2 separate regions of the Homo sapiens genome follow, and region 2 is linked to region 1. The links are chromatin contacts, found by Hi-C or POLR2A ChIA-PET in ENCODE. All regions are on one chromosome and are shown on one strand. Each heading gives the region's core, a stretch centred on a gene start or an enhancer-like site at or near the end of the contact. The rest is flanking DNA. Distances are from core to core; before and after follow the strand shown. Region 1 overlaps FOXP1 (forkhead box P1). Region 2 has its middle 470 kb from the start of FOXP1-AS1.

Region 1 (4,807 bases), core at 1,317-3,816:
TGTCATTAATGATTCATGGCTCTGTGATGGTCACGCTAGCGGCTCTTGTCACCCCCCACTTGCTTGTGTTCCTCTCATGTACTTGTCTTTTCCTCTCATAAGACTGTAAGCTCCTTGAAGGCAAGGGCTGCCTTTTCTTCCTGTGTCTGTGCCCCCATTTTCCTGGAAGACTCCCTGCACATACTACACAGAAAATGGCAAGTGGGCCAAGGAGGCGCTAAGTATTGGGCTGTCTTCTTAAGTGTTTCTCAGAGTGATTGTTACTTCCCAAGATATTATTGGTCACCAGAATTTGGCTAATGTTTTAACCTGGAGTCATTCTTTTGGGGAACTTGTTTTCTTAATGTCAAGCAATCCAGTGAGAATGTTTAGCCTTCTGTCTTCATACAAAGTGAAAGATTGAGTTCAGTTGCTCAAACGTGGTGCTTCTGTTACCACCAGCAACACAGTTACTTGATGATCACGTTGCTTCTCATTCTACAACCTGGACTGGTGGCTGATGGAGCCTGTTGCCTGCCTCACCTATGAATTTTGCACAGACCTCCAAGTGGTTCGTGGCATGCCATGTGGCATTCTGGTTGTCTCGGATGCCTCTGGGTGGGTGATGTCTAGACCATTCTGGCCATATTTTTTCTTTTTTTGTTTTGTTTGGCTTAAATCGACACCTGTCCCCCTCCTAGTTTGCCTCCATGGACCACATGGCAAATTTAAGGCAAGGCAAGGTGGGGTTTAGAACCAGCCATTAAGACAAGAAACTTCTGTCTTCGAAGAAATTTCTCCCATGGAAGGAAGGTATACATTAGTTAAAACAAACATTTCAATAGAAATTTTTATATAGCGAAACCAGCTCTCACACCTAAGAAAAAATTATTACCACTTTTGAAATGTCTGGTTAGTCCTTTGTGACTGACTTGTTTTTTATTCGAAATGATTAAAAATGCCTTTTGGCAGAATTGGTCTCCTTAATTTTTTGAATATAAAGAAAGCTTAAATGAGGTAAACGTTCATTAAACACAAAAACATTCGTGAGCTGCTGATGATTTTAGAGAAGTCATTCTGGGAAACAGGTTTTGATTTTTTTTTTTTTTTTTTTTACAAAAAAATAGCTTTCAATTTGGTAAAAGCTATTCCTAGTAACGTTTTATAAAATCATCTTCTTTTCAGGGTGTGTTTTATTTCCTTTCCATCCCTTTCAGGAAAGAGAAAGTGTTTTATTGGATATTTTTGTTTCAGTCCTTGTTTCCATTATTTTTGCCAAAATTCATGGGAGTTCACTTTCCGTTTAAATGCCTGAAATATTCCTTGAAGAATCTACATTTTGGGATAGCTAGGAAAAAGGCTATGTAAATTTGTTTAAGGGCTATGTAAATTGGTTTAAGGAAGAAAATAACAGTTGTAACTCTGGTCATCTTAACTACTCTCTTTTTTCTTTATAACTTTGGAGGCAAATAATTTCAAGTATAATGCGCTGGAATGTAGGAAGAGGGGGGACATTGGATTTGAAGTTCAAAGAAAGTTTGCTGTTGGTTGTATGATAAAACATTTCTTAGTTTCCGAATGAAGGGAGAAAGTAAGCTTTATTCATTGAAAAAATGGTCAATAGATTTATTATAAGAAAACATAAAACAGGTCTCTAAAAAATGTGTACACGTGAAGAGATTAGCTACAAGATTTTGGTGAAAATAATCTTTCCCCTTTTGTGAATAGACTTTCTATAAAAATGTATTAGTCTCTGGGAATTAATATTGGGAAGTTTCTGTTCAAATTCCATTCACTGTTTCTAGCAATGTGTTTTCTCCTTTGGAGCCAACTGTGCTTTCATTACTTTAAATAGAGCAGTCGGGACCGGGCGCTGTGCCTCACGCCTATAATCCCAGCACTTTGCGAGGCCGAGGCGGGCAGATCACGAGGTCAGGAGATCGAGACCATCCTGGCTAACATGGTGAAAACCTGTCTCCACTAAAAATACAAAAAATTCTCCGGGCGTGGTGGCGGGCGCCTGTAGTCCCAGCTACTCCGGAGGCTGAGGCAGGAGAATGGCATGAACCCGGGAGGCGGAGCTTGCAGTGAGCCGAGATTGCGCCACTGCACTCCAGCCTGGGCGACTGAGCAAGACTCTGTTTCAAAAAAAAATAAAAAATAAAAATAAATAAATAAGTACAGCAGTCTAAGTTGTAGGTAGCATCCATGTTTATTTCTAGCCCTAACATGGAAGAGAAACCATCTGATTATATAGGCTACTCATTACTTTGGAACCAACTCTGTTTCTTTATTTGGGGATTGGACTGATGGCATGGGATTGAGCTTTCGTCTGTGCAGAATTTTACAGACAGACTCATGTTCTGCCAGGCAGACATTCAGCCCTTGATCTTCTCACAGTCGCCATTGTGAAGGAGAGCAAGCCCTTTCTCCACACTCTCTGTGGACTACTTTCTAACTTTTCTATTGTCATGGGAGAAAAATTTAAAAAACTGATTAAAAGGGGGCAAGTGCATGGCTTCTATGAAAACTCTACCGCTCTAAACTGTGGGACTGCTTGAAACTGTTTGTTTTGGCTGGCCTCGGTGGCAAGACTGACATATTTATGTAGCAAGCTCACATGTAATATTTAACTTGGAATTTTACACATAGGAATGATGAACTAAACAGAATATAAGGTTTTGTTGTTGTTGTTGTTTCCCTGCTTGTTCTGAAATGTGAGAAAATATCGAGTTGACAAGTTTCAACATGGTCACCTCTTGCTTGGCCAGCACGATTCATAATTAGCCAAATTCCTTGATAATGCTGCAGAGATTGGGCACTGAGCAGCCGCCACGTTTGCTATGCAAGAGAGTTAATAAAATTTTTCAGTGCTGGAGGAAAGCTTATATACAGTAGTCTGTTTGTCCTGTGTTTCCACCACCTGAGTCACAGCCAAAAAAGCAATTGTCTACTACATATTTCAAACAGATGCTGAGGGGTAGAAAGGGTGACCAGAATTCACAGCAATAAAATCCCGCTCTCTAAGTTCCCTTGAAGGAAGTGAACTCATAAAATTTTTGCTGCTGACTTATTTGTCCACTCCTTTGAAGTATTTAACATTAATTTCACCTATAAATCATTGGCACCTCAATTTTTCATTGAAGTATCAGGACTGTTAAAGACATACCCTGGATGTGCCTGGAAAAAAAGATTTGGGAAGCAGATCCACTAATTTAACTGTTATTCACGTGCATCGTTTTGGTTGAAACCAATCCTAGTTACCGTCAAAGTTCTCTAACTCAAAGTCCGTTTTCTTTCTAGTTTGTATTTGTTTGTGCATATAATTACAGAAAACACATTTTAGATGGAACACCAGCTTGCTTTTTTCAGTTTCTTTCTGTTGCATTGATACATCTTCTAATGGGGAAAGACATATGATGGTACTTGGAAAAATGATGACAGCCGTAACTGGAATAATAAATGCTACCGGGAAGATTTTATCAAATGTAAAAAATAAAAATGAAGAGATCAGCCTTCAACTCAAGTACCCAGTAGCTAGACTATCAGTAGACAAGGTCTCCTACCTCATTAATCTGTGGGCTTTGATTAATTAACATATGTGGATAAAGGGGTACTATGTTCCAAAGGAAGCTTTTTGGGTTCTTTTTCCACATGTTGGCAAGTAACAATGGGTGGGGCTTCACCAGACACCTGCCCCTGTCTAAGTTTCTGTGCCTCCTGTCTCTATCAGTTTGACTTTTGCCACTGAATGTAAGTTCCAATAAGGTGGGGACCTTGTTTATGACGTTCTCTGCTATATCCTTGGTGCTTGACAAATAGTAGGAACCCAATAGATATTGGATTGGAATGGGCAGTTATTCAAAAAGTCTTAACCATCTTAACATTGGATGTCTTAATGGTACTGGCTCCCCCTTCAGTCAGAATAAAACTTCTAAAAGGATCATATGGACAATGCTTATATCAGTAGAGATGTATGAACAAAGGCTGTGGGAAGCAGTGGTTAATCAGAATTCTGGGCTAGTATTTAGTTGCATTTGTCCTAGTATTTTGGCCAGGTTTCAGTTAGCTAAGCATCTCTTATACCCTGTAATTTAGTATATGGTTTCAGCTCTCCAAATAATGGCTTGCTAATGGTAAATGCTGTTTAACTTTCTAATTCAGAGGAGCTACCTGTTCAGCAGAATTTTAAAAAATTGTAAGTGATGATTGAAACCAGGTTAAAAAGCACTTAAGGTACATCTGGCTGTATGCTTGGTGTCTACTTCGATTGGCCTGTGGCTATCATTATTCTTTTTGACTCTGCACATAAACTGCGGGTAGGGATTTTTCCTCAATTGGTCCAGAACTGAAACTTATCTATACTAAGGGAGCTTTTCCCTTTTGGGTGAATAATGCATCCTTCTTTTAGTTGCTGTGATGTGGAATGTTGGCTCAGTTTCTCTCCAGTGCCTTCAGTTATAGGTGCTCATCACTGTTGATTTTTATCTATGTAGTGGTTCTTGTGACTTCCCCATTCCCTCTAAGGACATCTGAATGTGTTGTTAAGTGATGCTAAAATTATAACCACTTAACAGATCTCTGTATCCACTGTTTTTGTTCATCCCACTCATCAAAATTTGGTTATTCTCTGTAAAGCACAACTCTGATGGCATCATTGTCTTGCTCCCTGTTTCTTAGGAAATTGAGCTTAAATTCTCTTGCTTGACATGCAGGGAATCAGGTGGATTAAAAGTGGCCACACATTCTTTTCCATTCCTTTCTTCAAGAGGTAGAGTCTAAGTGCCTTCTCACATTTACTCTGGGCAGCTGCGCTTTTCACTTGCTT
Region 2 (4,992 bases), core at 138-2,637, 340 kb after region 1:
TATGGTCCTGGAACCCAGAACCACCCATTTGGTCATATTAATTGCACTTAGTTTTTGCTGTCTGACTTCTTCCCTGGATGATACCCTTTATGTAGGTAGGGCCTCTGCCAGAAGCATCTGGTGCTATTTTGGACACATACCAGGCACCCAAGAGATGAAAGGGAGAGAAATGCATGATTATGAAAAACATTTTTTCGCTCTTAGTCTCAGTTTATTCCAGCTGCTGTAAGAAAATACTATAAACCAGGTGGCTTATAAATAGGAAATATTTGTTTTTCACAGTTCTGGAGGCTGGGAAGTCCAAGACCAAGGCCCCAGCAGATTTGGTGTCTGGTGAGGGCCCACTACCTTGTTTACAGATCACTGTCTTTTCATTGAACCCTTGCATGGCAGAAGGGGCAAGGCATCTCTCTGTTGTCTCTTTTATAAGAGCACTAATCTCATTTATGAGGGATGTACCTTTATGAGCTAATCACCTTCCAAAGGCCCCACCTCCTAATACTATCACTTGGGGGTCATGATTTTGACATATAAATTTTGGAGAAACACAAATATTCAGTCTGTAGCATCTAAAACATATAAATTTTGGAGAAACACAAATATTCAGTTTTCACCACCATTCAGCAGAAGTCACATTTTTACCTTTGTGATAGTTATGTTAACTTCTAGTGCAGAGCCCACATTAACAAAAATAGATGCAACTTCACCAGATATTGAAGAAAATCCCTTTCAAGGTATCCAAAACATTGTCAACACATTGTTGTCAATGTAGATTGGAAAGGGGGCTACTTCACCAAATAGCCCTATCTTATTACTTGGCCTAGGATGCTTTTGAAAGAAACTATTTCCATATGCTATGCTGAATCTTGTGATAGAGCGTTACAACCCTTAAAGGAGACATTATTTTTCTTCATTGTTAAGATATATTCAGAATCGTAGGCTTAGAAGTAAGGGAAAAATTACGGTGGACCAAATACACAACAACACTGTTTAGCAAATGAGGGTGATGTTTACAACAGGACTAAATGTGACAGCTTTCAAAGCATTATGTATATTTCTAGGCATATACATGTATAGCTCTGACAGCATGTCAGTTATAATTTTTGTAATAATGTGGATATAATTTATTAGAATTCAAATACAGAATAAACGGAGCACATGCTTTGGCCCAAAGTACTAATTTGTCTATTGCTGACAGTTTTGTATGTGTTTTAAGCAGAAATAAAGACATTATAATTGAATAAACGTTTTCCTCTTGCTAACCATGCCCTCTCAGGGTTAAGAACAAGCAAATGGAATAGTGTGGAATCCTTGCAAAAGTAACCACAAATAAGACAACCATGAAGGAGAGGTGGGTTTCAGCTTTCCTGGTTGCCTGCCACAGAGGTTTGCTCATGTGTGATTGATTGCCCTGGTGAGTAATACCAGTTGGCAGACATTAGTAACACTTTGTCTTACTTTTGGTACAGTTGTTAGCTTTTCTATGTTTAGCATGTTTTCATATTTTAATAAGAATTCTGAAGCTGTGGGTATATATATATATATATATTCAGCATTAGCCTGAAACTTGACACTTTTGATTCTGGGGTAATTTATAGCTTCATCTGTATTTGACATAACTACAAGATGCTTTCAACATATGGAATTATGCTTGTAAAATTTAACCTTATTACATTCCTTTTCCAGCCCCTGTGCATTTTTTATACACACTTACTTTGCATTTTAAACATTTTGATTATATTGTTACTGAGGCTGGCATGGCTTTGCAGGAGGCAAGGAAGTTGGGGAAAAACCAGGGGATATGTGGAGTTTTGTGTGTGTGTGTGTGTGTGTGGTTTTTTTTTTTTTTTTTTGACAATTGACCAGGAGTCTCCATTTCATTTTTTAACTGAGATGGATGAGGTACCAGCCTGAAATCCTTTGTGATTTCTCCAACAACATGAGTACCAGGAATGTTTTTACCCCTGCACTGAAGCATCCGATGAGGTGTTGGAAACATGTGAGCCCTTCCAGTGTTTTTGTGGTGCACTTGCTCCCTTCTGGGAGTTGGAACACATCCACCAGGCTAACCATGTGAAAGGCATGAGACTCTGACAATGGTGTGATGGAAATTTAAATAGGCAAGGACCTGCGCCAAGTTTGCAGAGTATTGTTTTAGGCTGACTTTAGTTCAAGCCAATGAGTGGCTTGGCTTTCATACTTGAAGGCAGAAGTTGAAAATGGTTCAGGGTTGTCCTTAAAGTTCTAGGAGTTTCCAGGTATTCAATAAGCATCCCAATCTTCATTAGAAGGTAGTTCTAAGGACTGGTTTGACCTAGGAAATGGCAAAAATACCCCTCCAGAGGGAAATAGATCCTCCAGATGGTTTTAATTTATAATGACAAACTACAACCAAAATTGAGTGGATGATAACCCATTCTGTATTTGCTTATTTCCATTTATTGCAACAGAAAAGTACATTTTAAATGCTTGATTATGTTCTTTCTATGGAGTTCAGTTAACATTGCCTCGGGCCCATGAGTAGAGGAAACTTAGAGGTTTTTCTTAAACAAAAGAGAGGAGAGCTTGCTCCTGAAGCAGGTTTCCCAAGGTCACGGCCACTTCTAATTACAATTCTAATGAAACATAAGGAGATCTTCCCAGGAGATCATTACTTGGTAATTTTTCAACAATAGCTATACCATCTACTTCCCTATTTGGAAAATATAGAAAAATGGCCCATCAACGTCTCTACCATAGATTTCATTTTCATACTCGGTATTTCTGAATCCCTGATTAGTTCTCTGACAAGCAGCACATGTATATACAGTATGAAATATGAGCGTTATCTGTGCCTTGGTCTTAATTTAAAATTTGCATTATACAGTATTTATGTAGACCTTCCCTGCAACCTTTCAAGTGCTCAAACAAATGATTCTCCATTAAAAGAGTTTATCTCGAAATATCTGTCTGAGCATTGTAAATAGTATGTTATGGATCACGCGTTTATTTAGACAAGTGAAATACAACATCAAAAGCTATCACTGAAAAACTAGGCCAATATGGGCATTAAAAATATAGCACCATATATCTTGGGCAAGAAAGTTCTCTGGATCCCACGTGCAATGATTGGGGAATATTTAGACTCTCTAGCAAAGATTACATGTTTCTTGATTCATCTCACAATGCAAGTCTACTTCATTTGCAAAGTGATAACCTATTACCATAACTAAACCGCCTATTGCATGGAGGCTCAGAAATAAAATAAAAAGATTAGCCAGTTATCTTATTTACATATATTGAATTGCAGTAATACAGCCCGATCTCTGCCTCTCATTTGATTCTAATTAAAGCGTAGCAGAGAAACTGCAATCCACACAAGAGCTTATTTTAATAGTCAGAGCTGGCAAAGTCCCAATATCACAATGTAGCAATTAACAGCACGGCTGTATTTGCTATTCATGGTTTGATGTAAAAACTTGTTTATTAAGATGGGCTGGAGGCGCTGGTGTGCAATAGACCTGCATGTAATTAGATTCCAATTATTTGTCTGTTTCTGATATTGTAAACTGGCACTTAGCACATCAGTTAAATTGACACACGGCGCTGCATGGTTTACTCGGTAATTAAAACATGTTCTGTTAATTAGATGATGACCACTTTATTTCAGGGCTCTTGTGTTTGGGTTTTCTAGTGTGCTCTGTTTGTATCATGAGCCACCAGACGCTCCTCTAATGAGTCCTTGTTTTGTTTCAATTACCACCTGCTGTTCAAAAGCAAAGCTTGTTTTAACTAAACAAAATTAATGCTTGTCTCTTCCTTTGTAAGAACTTAAACGTTAGACAAATTAATACGCTTATTATTGAAGTGCTAAGCTCTGGTTTTAAAGACTGCTAAGGCAATTAGAAGAAAGTTATAAAATGTTGTACAGTGCAGCATAAATATTGTTTAGCATATTAAGAGGCATTACAAACAATGAAATATTTGCTGGAGTTGAAAGGGAGCATGGGGATTTAGCCTGCCCACCCCCAAATTAAATTAGCTCTTGCAACTTGCAAAGGGATCCAGAAACGAAAGATACAGGGGACTTTCTAGGAAAAGGGATTGGATGAAGTTGAACACAAAGGTGTGTGGCTTGGCCATAAATAAATCTGTGAATGATACTGAACCTTCCTGAATGGTTTTAAAAACTATGCCTATGCTGCATGTTCCCTTCCATGATATATGTTGTTTCCATGCTAAAGAACCAATGGCCACTGTTTCTTAAACTTTTAACCACAAACACCAGCAGGATAGCCACTTTGCATCTTGCAAGGTTTAGGGCCCATCCAATTAACTAAGCTTTTTATTCCACAGCCATCTCCACATCAGTAATTCTCCCCTGGAGCCATGAGAGAGCTGTCCATCTTTACATTTCCGCAGCCCTCCCCATCCCAACACTTCTCATTGCACACCATGACATCGAAACCACTCCTCTTGTCCAACACTGAGAATTGTGATCATGCAATTGTAGGGAGTAAAGGATGACTACTTATTTCCCAGAATATCTTCCTCACCACATTTGAAGAAGTCATTAATGAGGCAAATAAGGTGACGTCAGGCAAGTAAGCCACTGGAATATGTCTAACTAGCTCCTCTAAATAGAGTCAGGCATTTTAGAATAGCACAAAAAACTCCCAGTTCATTCCCTTTCATGGGTGCCAAACCAGCCAAGTCCACTACTGAGGAGTTGTCCTATACAAGACAGCTCTATGCAAGATAACTTCAGGGTTGTTCAGCGGTACTCTTTTGTAAGTTTCAATTCAGAATTATTCAGGGTTCATTTCAATGCATATTAAAACTGACATCTGGCATCTTTAGGAAAATGCATTAATAAATCTGACTGGTGTATACACAATACACAGTTTCTTAGAAAAGTATTTTAATTCCAAGGCAAATCATGTTCTCCTGTGTGATAATTGGCTTTATTCTTACAGGTGTTCTTCTAGAATCTGAAATATCATTCACTCCAGA

The links. Hi-C counts contacts between places; a loop is a spot of excess contacts on that map. ChIA-PET counts read pairs that join two places held with the same protein, here RNA polymerase II (POLR2A).
Region 2: a map of chondrocyte shows a loop between it and region 1 (2.4-fold over the local background). The contact joins two enhancer-like sites. A Hi-C loop is called at or near these places in 1 of 168 maps with a recorded cell type or tissue (chondrocyte). POLR2A ChIA-PET finds 5 or more read pairs at or near these places in 2 of 52 experiments (activated T-cell and naive thymus-derived CD8-positive, alpha-beta T cell).

Annotation. Positions count from the first base shown.
Region 1 is chr3:71,161,535-71,166,341 of GRCh38, reverse strand. All of the region lies in intron 6 of FOXP1 (forkhead box P1), which reads left to right. Among named protein-coding and RNA genes, the nearest start is that of FOXP1-AS1, 130 kb to the left of the region's middle. RefSeq lists a silencer at 466-615. Within about 2 kb of position 2,566, at least 4 of the 41 ENCODE cell types and tissues checked have a DNase peak (open chromatin) inside an H3K27ac peak, as active enhancers do.
Region 2 is chr3:70,821,371-70,826,362 of GRCh38, reverse strand. No RefSeq gene overlaps it. Among named protein-coding and RNA genes, the nearest start is that of FOXP1-AS1, 470 kb to the left of the region's middle. Within about 2 kb of position 1,387, at least 3 of the 41 ENCODE cell types and tissues checked have a DNase peak (open chromatin) inside an H3K27ac peak, as active enhancers do.